3 separate regions of the Homo sapiens genome follow, and all the other regions are linked to region 2. Evidence: chromatin loops called from intact Hi-C (ENCODE). Cell type or tissue: Caco-2. All regions are shown on one strand.

Evidence for each region. A loop is a pair of places that touch in the nucleus more often than their neighbours do. Peaks named below come from ENCODE experiments on the same cell type or tissue, not always from the same donor. Only the 100,000 strongest peaks of a DNase experiment are listed, where the experiment ranks them.
Region 1: it touches region 2 in a loop (2.6-fold over the local background); 17 of 110 quality-filtered maps call a loop at or near these places.
Region 3: it touches region 2 in a loop (7-fold over the local background); 26 of 110 quality-filtered maps call a loop at or near these places.

What each region holds. Positions count from the first base shown.
Region 1 is chr16:81,512,234-81,514,733 of GRCh38, forward strand. The region is part of intron 1 of CMIP (c-Maf inducing protein); the gene reads left to right. Among named protein-coding and RNA genes, the nearest start is that of MIR7854, 20 kb to the right of the region's middle. RefSeq lists enhancers at 620-1,450, 1,158-1,287. In Caco-2, no CTCF peak of the experiment used is centred here; a DNase peak (open chromatin) is centred at 1,528.
Region 2 is chr16:81,447,202-81,449,701 of GRCh38, forward strand. All of the region lies in intron 1 of CMIP (c-Maf inducing protein), which reads left to right. Among named protein-coding and RNA genes, the nearest start is that of CMIP, 3.6 kb to the left of the region's middle. RefSeq lists enhancers at 1-674, 1,441-2,204. In Caco-2, no CTCF peak of the experiment used is centred here; DNase peaks (open chromatin) are centred at 651 and 1,420; H3K4me3 peaks cover 1,304 bases.
Region 3 is chr16:81,599,052-81,601,551 of GRCh38, forward strand. The region is part of intron 1 of CMIP (c-Maf inducing protein); the gene reads left to right. Among named protein-coding and RNA genes, the nearest start is that of MIR6504, 11 kb to the right of the region's middle. In Caco-2, no CTCF peak of the experiment used is centred here; a DNase peak (open chromatin) is centred at 1,430.

The sequences.
Region 1 (2,500 bases), 65 kb after region 2:
CCTCTCTAGGTAGGTGTTTCTGTGCACTTCCAGTTGCCTCACTCCAGGGTCCCTCATGCCTTGGTGGGGGTCTTTCTTGCTGTGGTTGATGGGCAGGTTCTGGTGCTGGCTGCCTGATCTATCCATCACCACCCCCATCACCTTTCCTGCTCATGTTCCAGTGGGCACCAGCAATCACTGCTCAGGTGCATTATTTCATTAGAGATTGCAAAGGGCAGGTGTTTTAGCTCTACCTTTCCTTCCTCATTTGTCAGATGGGATCATCCGAAGAAGGGCTTCACTTCATCAGCTACATGGTTGTTGCAATGTTTAGTGTGTACAGGAAAGGCAGCAGAAATGCTTCACTCTTCCCCTTTGTATCAAGTTTAGAGTAATAAACTGATTTTGTAGCATCTTCCAAAGGTTTTTTTTTAAATATCAACATGAATTCATGGATTTAAATTTATATTTGATGAATTTCTTTTTTATTAATAAAATTAATTGGCCACAAAATAATTATAATTAAAATAATAATTTTTTTTGAGACAGAGTCTTACTCTGTCACCCAGGCTGGAGTGCAGTGGCATGATCTCAGCTCACTGCAACCTCTGCTTCCTGGGTTCAAGCAATTCTCCTGCCTCAGCCTCCCAAGTAGCTGGGATTACAGGCACGCACCACCACACCCAGCTAATTTTTGCATTTTTAGTAGAAATGGGGTTTCTCCATGTTGCCCAAGCTGGTCTCAAACTCTTGGTCTCAAGCAATCCGCCCTCCTCAGCGTCCCAAAGTGCTGGGATTACAGGCGTGAGCCACCATGTCCGGCTTATTTGATGAATTTCAATTCCTTGCAGTTACTATTCTTTTGGATGCTCCGGTTGGCCCATTTTTGGCTGGTGGGAGCTTTTGAGTTTTGATTTTGATCCCTTGCCCTCTGGTAAACCTCTGAGTTCTTTCCTCTTCTTGGTAGGTTGGAAGATTCTCCCCCTAGATCGAGTTTTCGTAGAGCGGGGCCTGCCTGCATCCGTTGCTGCTCACCAGACCCAGAGTGTGGGGCTTCCTGCCAGCAGGCTATTCAGAGGAGCCGCCTTTCTCTTGGGCCTGGTTGCCAAGGTCCCAGCAAGAGGCTGGAGTTGAGGAGACAGCCAGCGCGGCTGGCCTGGGCCCCACGCATAGTAGGTGTTCCGGAAACGGCTGTTGAGTGAATGACAGGACTGCAAGCTGATCTGCCATACCACCTGGCTGGAGTGGGCTCCTTTCCACCCCGGGATTCTCCAGGAGGCCAGTTTGCAAATAGAGCTGGCCTTTGTTTCTCTGCCGTGTCGGGGACACCTTCCTGGGGCTGAGCCGGCGTGGAGCTGGGATTGTACCTCCAGCTTGTGCTGAGGGTGCTGACTTGGGAACCCCCCGGTCCGTTCTGGCCTGGCTGCTGTGCAGACCCGTGGGTCTAGGCAATGGGGCAAGGGTCAGATGGGTCAATTCCCAGAGTGGAGCTGCCTCCTGTTTCCAGGCCAAGCCGTTTTGCAAGGGACACAGGCATGGCCCTAGCTGGCTCCAGACTTAGTGCCATTACTTCCTGGTGTGAATATTTAAGATTCCAGCTCTCGGATCCTCTGGGCTGGCTTTCATTCCACTGACTTGCAACCTTTGCCCTGTTGTCTTTGCCCAAACCATATTTGCTGCGCTTCCCTCAGCCTAGGTGGGGCATTCTTGCCCCCACTGCCCAGTGCAATCCTGGGGCTAGAGGAAGGCTTTGTGTTTTGACCCCAAAACAGACCATGGGGTTTCCGTTGTGGTTGCTGCTGCTAGTTTAAAAGAAAAACAACAAAAACAAAACAAAACAAAAACGCCGCCAGCTTTGTTGATGTCCAGTGAATCTTCATCCCTAAAATAATGCATTTGTTTATGGAGACTGACTTCATGTATTTACTATAGAAGAGACTAGAATCCGGTGACACTTCCAGTCTATTTGAGGAATGGATTTGCATCTGGTTTTGTGGTGAAGAGGGTAGGTGTCCCAGCCCATGCAGTTGGAGGGGTGGGGCAGGCAGGGAGGAGGAGGGTGGCTGAGAAAGCTTCCCCTTTGTGGGGGCGTGTGGCCACCTCCAGAGGATCAGGGTGAGGGAAGCTTCCAGAAGTGGCATGAGGAGGGAGGAAGAGGCAGCCCAGTTTGACCTTAGGAACGAGGCTAACTTGGGGTGCAGTGGTCAGGAGTGTGACGAGACCATCCAGGTTCCAACCCAGCTGGCTACTCATTAGTCCATGACCTTAGACAAGTGGTTTGCGCTCACTGAGCCTCCATTCTTCATCTGCAAAATGGGTGTACTGTGAGAATTAGATGGGACAGCCTATTAATTAAGACTTTAGCGTGGCTCTCAGCACCGCATGGGCACCCCTGGTAGATCTAGTGTTGCGGTCAATCGCGGTGGCTCTGGAGCCTGAGAGCCCAGGAGAAGGTCATGGCTTCACCCCTTATAACCTGGGTCCCCGTGGGTTTGTTTCCAGACTTCTCTGTGCCTCAGTC
Region 2 (2,500 bases):
GAATTTTCACCTGGCTCAGGGGGACTTTATTGGGCTTTTTTTTTTTTTTTCCTCTTACACTCCACAAAATGAAGGGTTGTTGGTGGTGGGGTAGGAAAATGGTTAGAAGGAACAGTGACCTGCCATGGGAAGGCCAGGAGGAGCCCCTTCTCCCTCTGGGAGAAGCCAGGAGTGAGTGTCCCGCTGCTACCGTCCTGTTTCCGGAAAGCCAGCTCTCGAGGCTAATGCCTCCCCACTTACCTCCGATTGCTCAGGAGGTATATCTGAGAGAAAGAGGGAAGGAAGAAAGACCTGAATAGCCAGAGGCCCCTCGCTCACCTTGGCCAGCCCAGGTAGGTGGCACCATCGGTAGTGTGGGCCTTTCCGGAAAGCACCTGTCTAGTACTGGGGACTGAGGCTTATCCATGGAGCAAGATTCTCTTGGCAGAGCCATGCTCTGGTGTTAGGAAATGTGGCAAGAGGAACTATAAGGAAGTGTTTGATGGACTGGCATAATCCCCTTTCCGCTGCCTTTCGTCACCAAGCACTACAGGCAGGGGGTGTCCTTAAGTCTTACCCTTGCCCTCTGGTGGGCTCCAGGGGGCCTTGCCTCAGGGCCTGTGAGCCTGGAGGTGGGGCTGTGAGGGCTGGCCTGGCTGGAGCGCTGGCCTCCCGGGTAGAGGTGAGGTTGGGACTGCCACCAGGGCTCTCGTCCCATCATGAGACACCTGGTTGGTGTCCAGGCTCTCGGGGAAGCAGCGGAGCCCCTGTGGGGTTTCCCTGAGGCCTGGACATTATGTAATCTGTCTGCGTTTTATAGTGCGGCCCAAGCACTCTATTGAGAAATATGAGCCCAAATAAAACAAAGGTGAATTTGAGTGCAGTTCCCTAGAACAAAAACCCTTTGCAGTCCTGTGGCTTCGCAGCAGCCGCTGGCCCAGCCCTGAGCTCCCGATATTCCAAGTATGTTTCCTATAGAGTCATATCCTTACTTGAAATATCAGTCATCCATATTTTAAGCCATCTACACAGCCCAACTCAGAATCATCTGGTAATTATCTGGTTAATTGTATGGGCTTCAGGAACAAGACCCAGAGTGATTGATAGGGATTCAAACCAATAAACAAGCCAAATACTCTTTTTTGCCCAAACCTTTTGCAGTCTGTTTCCATTGATCCAATTAACCGAATCTGAGAGATTTAAGACCGTGCTTCCAGGAGCACATCTGCATCAGGCTGGGATGCAGGCAGACTCGGGCTCCCAGTCCCACCTGCTGGGTGACACCGGCTAGGTACACCTTTTAGTCTGGGGTCCAAGGGACCTGATAGCCCTCCAGGCTGTCTTACCGGTGGAGCCAGCAGCCTCACCCGCCTGGCCTGCCTGTAAACTTTGCCTCCTGTGGGATCAGGTCGCAGCTTGCCCTGCCCTGGTCTCCTGGGCCAGTTACTGATTAAATCCTTGCAGAGCCAACAGCGTGCCTAATGTGGCTTGTGACGGCCGCCAGGTCTGATGCACCCTGTGCTTGGAGACTTTGGATCCGAAATGCTCGTAAACAAAGGAGGAAGCAGATAGGCGACAGCTGACTTGGGAGGGGAGATAGGGAGGCCAGGGCCCCCTCCCTTGGGGACCCAGGACTGCACCTTTGTGGGGAAGGGCCTGTCTGCCCAGGCTGTGGCCTGAATGTGGTGCCCCATTCCCTCTTTGTACCCAAACTTCCCAGTTCCTGGGCCTCACTGGCTCTTCATGGCTGGTGATGGTCGTGTTGGTTGTAAATGACAGCCAGGGCAGCCAGGGGTTCTGCATAAGCGGCCGGGTTCGGCAGGACCAGAATCCATTTTGCTGCTCTCGTCTGTGGGTTGAATTTGATCACCTGCTAGGCATGTTTGTCCGTGGGCAGAGGGCTTTGTCTGTAGGCTTTGTTTCTTCTGCACCACAGAAGTACAAATAAGCTGCCTACCTTTTATTTCATCTTACTTTTAAGAGAATGTGGCACACGGTATTTCAGAATGGTGGATCCACTCAGAAAGTCCTTTATTCAGGGGTCGGGGCACAGGTGACAGTAGTGTTCTTTATTCTCAAGCCATAATTCATCAGTGGCTTGTTTTTAAATTTTCACCACTCTGCTGTTTGATTGCAATGTTTCTGGGCATCTTGATATGGATGGGAAAGGAGAAGCCACCTTCATTCTCATTGGTTTCTTTAGTCTGGTGTTTTCTGAACTTGGACTTTGTTTAGCACAGGCTTACTGCATGCCTACTGTGTGTCACTTGCTGAGCTAAGAGTTACACATCCACATGGCTTGGTTTCTACCTAAGAATTAAAATCTATGTCCTCCAGGGTAGTCACAGATCCCACGAGAACTCATCTGTGCCCACATGCACGCATGTTAATTGCTTTTTCACTTTTGTTACATACCCCCCTTCCCCCCATGTGCCTAGCCTGCCTTTAATTTATTTGATGTTTTTTTGTGGCAGTAAACACACAGATTTCCCCCCCCCCCTTTCCATGCCATTTGTCATAG
Region 3 (2,500 bases), 150 kb after region 2:
GAACTGGTCAGTCGGCGTCTGGAGAATGGTTGGAGAAACCATACAAAATAGACACAGTCACCCCAACTCTGCAGCCATTGAGAAAGGTGCAGGCAGCTCCCCTGTGCCCACAACACCAAGGGCACAGCTGGGTTGCAGCCCAGCTCACCAGTGGATCACAGTAATAATAACAACAGCCCCGGGGCAAGGAGAGGTCATATTACCTGAGGGAAACCAGGGGAGGGAGAGTGTGAACGGCATTTGAGATTTCTTCTGGGACCAAGGCCCAAACCGGCCCTTCTAGGATCATATCGTTACCTGCCACTTTGCGTTTGCTGTATGACTTTCCGTTTGTGAGATTAAAAAGAACATGAAATATTTTGACGGGCCTTCCCCAAATGAGCATCCATGGGTTTCTGCCTTGGAGGCCAAGCTGATCTATAGGTGTCTGAGGACCTGCTGCGTGGGGTAGCAACAGAAGGGTGGACCTGAGGCCCCTGCCATGCTGGTTCCAGCTGTGGCTTTGGCTGTGGTCCCAGCTCCTTTCTCATAATATGTACTTGAGGTGTGTGAGCACAAAGGTACACAAATTGGAGTTTGCCTCTGGCCAGAGGAATTTGGCATAACAGAGGGATGGAAGTTGCTGTCTTGGGGGGTTACGAAATTGAATCCTGGGCCTGTCTTATAAGAGCAGGAGGCCTGTGTGAGACATCCCCTGCTCTGTGCCTCAGTTTCTTCCTCTGTAGCATGTGGATAACAGGGATAAAAACAGCCTCCCCGCCTTAGCATTGTTGTCAAGTTAAATGAGGGATTATATATAAAGCTCTTAGCATGGTGCTGGCCACATGGTAACTGCTTGATGAATGTTAACCACGGGCACCTGTGAATGTCCATATGGGTGGGGTGTAGTGAGGCTAGCGTCTGCATAGCAGGTGTCCTTCCTTCTGTCATCATTAAAAAAAGATATATGGCAGCAGTGGTGGCTCACGCCTGTAATCCCAGCACTTTGGGAGGCAGAGGTGGGTGGATCACAAGGTCAGGAGTTCAAGAGCATCCTGACCAACATGGTGAAACCCTGTCTCTACTAAAATTACAAAAATTAGCCAGGAGTGGTGGTGGGTGACTGTAATCCCAGCTACTCAGGAGGCTGAGGCAGGAGAATCACTTGACGGGAGGCGGAGGTTGCAGTGAGCCAAGATCGCACCACTGCACTCCAGCCTAGGCGACAGAGTGAGACTCCATCTGAAAAAAAAAAAAAAAAAAAAAGATATATAAAGCTGGCTCTTCACTATAGTCAAAAGATAGAGACAATCCATGTGTCCATCAGCAGATGAATGTATAAACATGTGGCCTGCCCATACAATGGAATGTCAGTCAGCCATGAAAGGAATGCGGTTCCGACTCATGCCATAGCACAGATAAACCTCAAAAACAGTAAGTGAAAGGAGCCAGGCACAAACAGCCACAAAGTATGTGATGTCATTTATGTGACATGTCCAGAACAGGCAAGTCCCATTGATAGATACCAGGCTAGTGGCTGCCTGGCGCCTGGGGATGGGGTAGCAGGGAGTGACGACTTAATGGTATGGGGCTTCCTTTGGGAGTAAAAACATCTCAGAACTCGATAGAGATGATGGTGACACAGCATCAGGAATGGACTCAATGCCCGTGAATTGTACATCTTAAGTGATTAATGGTTAGTTTTACGTTCTGTGAATTTTACTTTGAATTTTAGAAATGCAGCCAGGGGAGGTGGGGACTGAAGCCCATTCTCCCAGCGCAAGCCACTTTGAGCACCACTGCGTATGACACTGTGATGGCAGCCTCATCATTAGTGTTGTTGGTGTTGTTGCTGTTGACTGTCTAAGCAGGGCTGCCATCCAACTTCTCGTTTCTCCTTTGGGGCCCCAGGGTGTGTGTGCAGGTCCAGCAAATCCTTCCTTACAGTGGGGTGGTGCCACGTGGAACCCGACTGTGCAGCATGGGTGTCCCCTGTGTGATAATTCAAGCCGCTTCCACGTAGGGAGAGAGGGGACTTGACTCCAGCCCAGCACATCCACCCAGCTGTCAGGGCCACACATGCCCCATGACAAACAGCTGCTGTTTTCAACCCCATCCCCGACTGGGCAAGGTTTCTCTGGCCTCGGGAATAAGCTCATGGGAGGATTTTCCAGACTGGCTTCTTTTGGGGTCCGGGAGCTCCTCCCTTCCCTGGCACATGTTTTGAGTCAGCCTGGACGTCATGATTCGTATTCACTTTGAGAGGAATCCCCATGGAAACCAGCAGGCAGGTTTGGGCAGGAGGGAGCTGGCTCACCACAAAGGCAAGGGAAGGCGAAGGCTAGGTGTCTTCTGCCAGCATCGGGGGCCCAATGGGGGCTCTTTCTGGGGGGGTCAGCTCACCCCATTCCCCACCCACTCTGGAAGCAGGTCTGAGGCCATATCTGGTTTGGAATGCCAGTTCTGAAGATCTCTGGGGGTTCACATGGGACCCTCATGAGGTCCTTCTAGGCCCTATTTT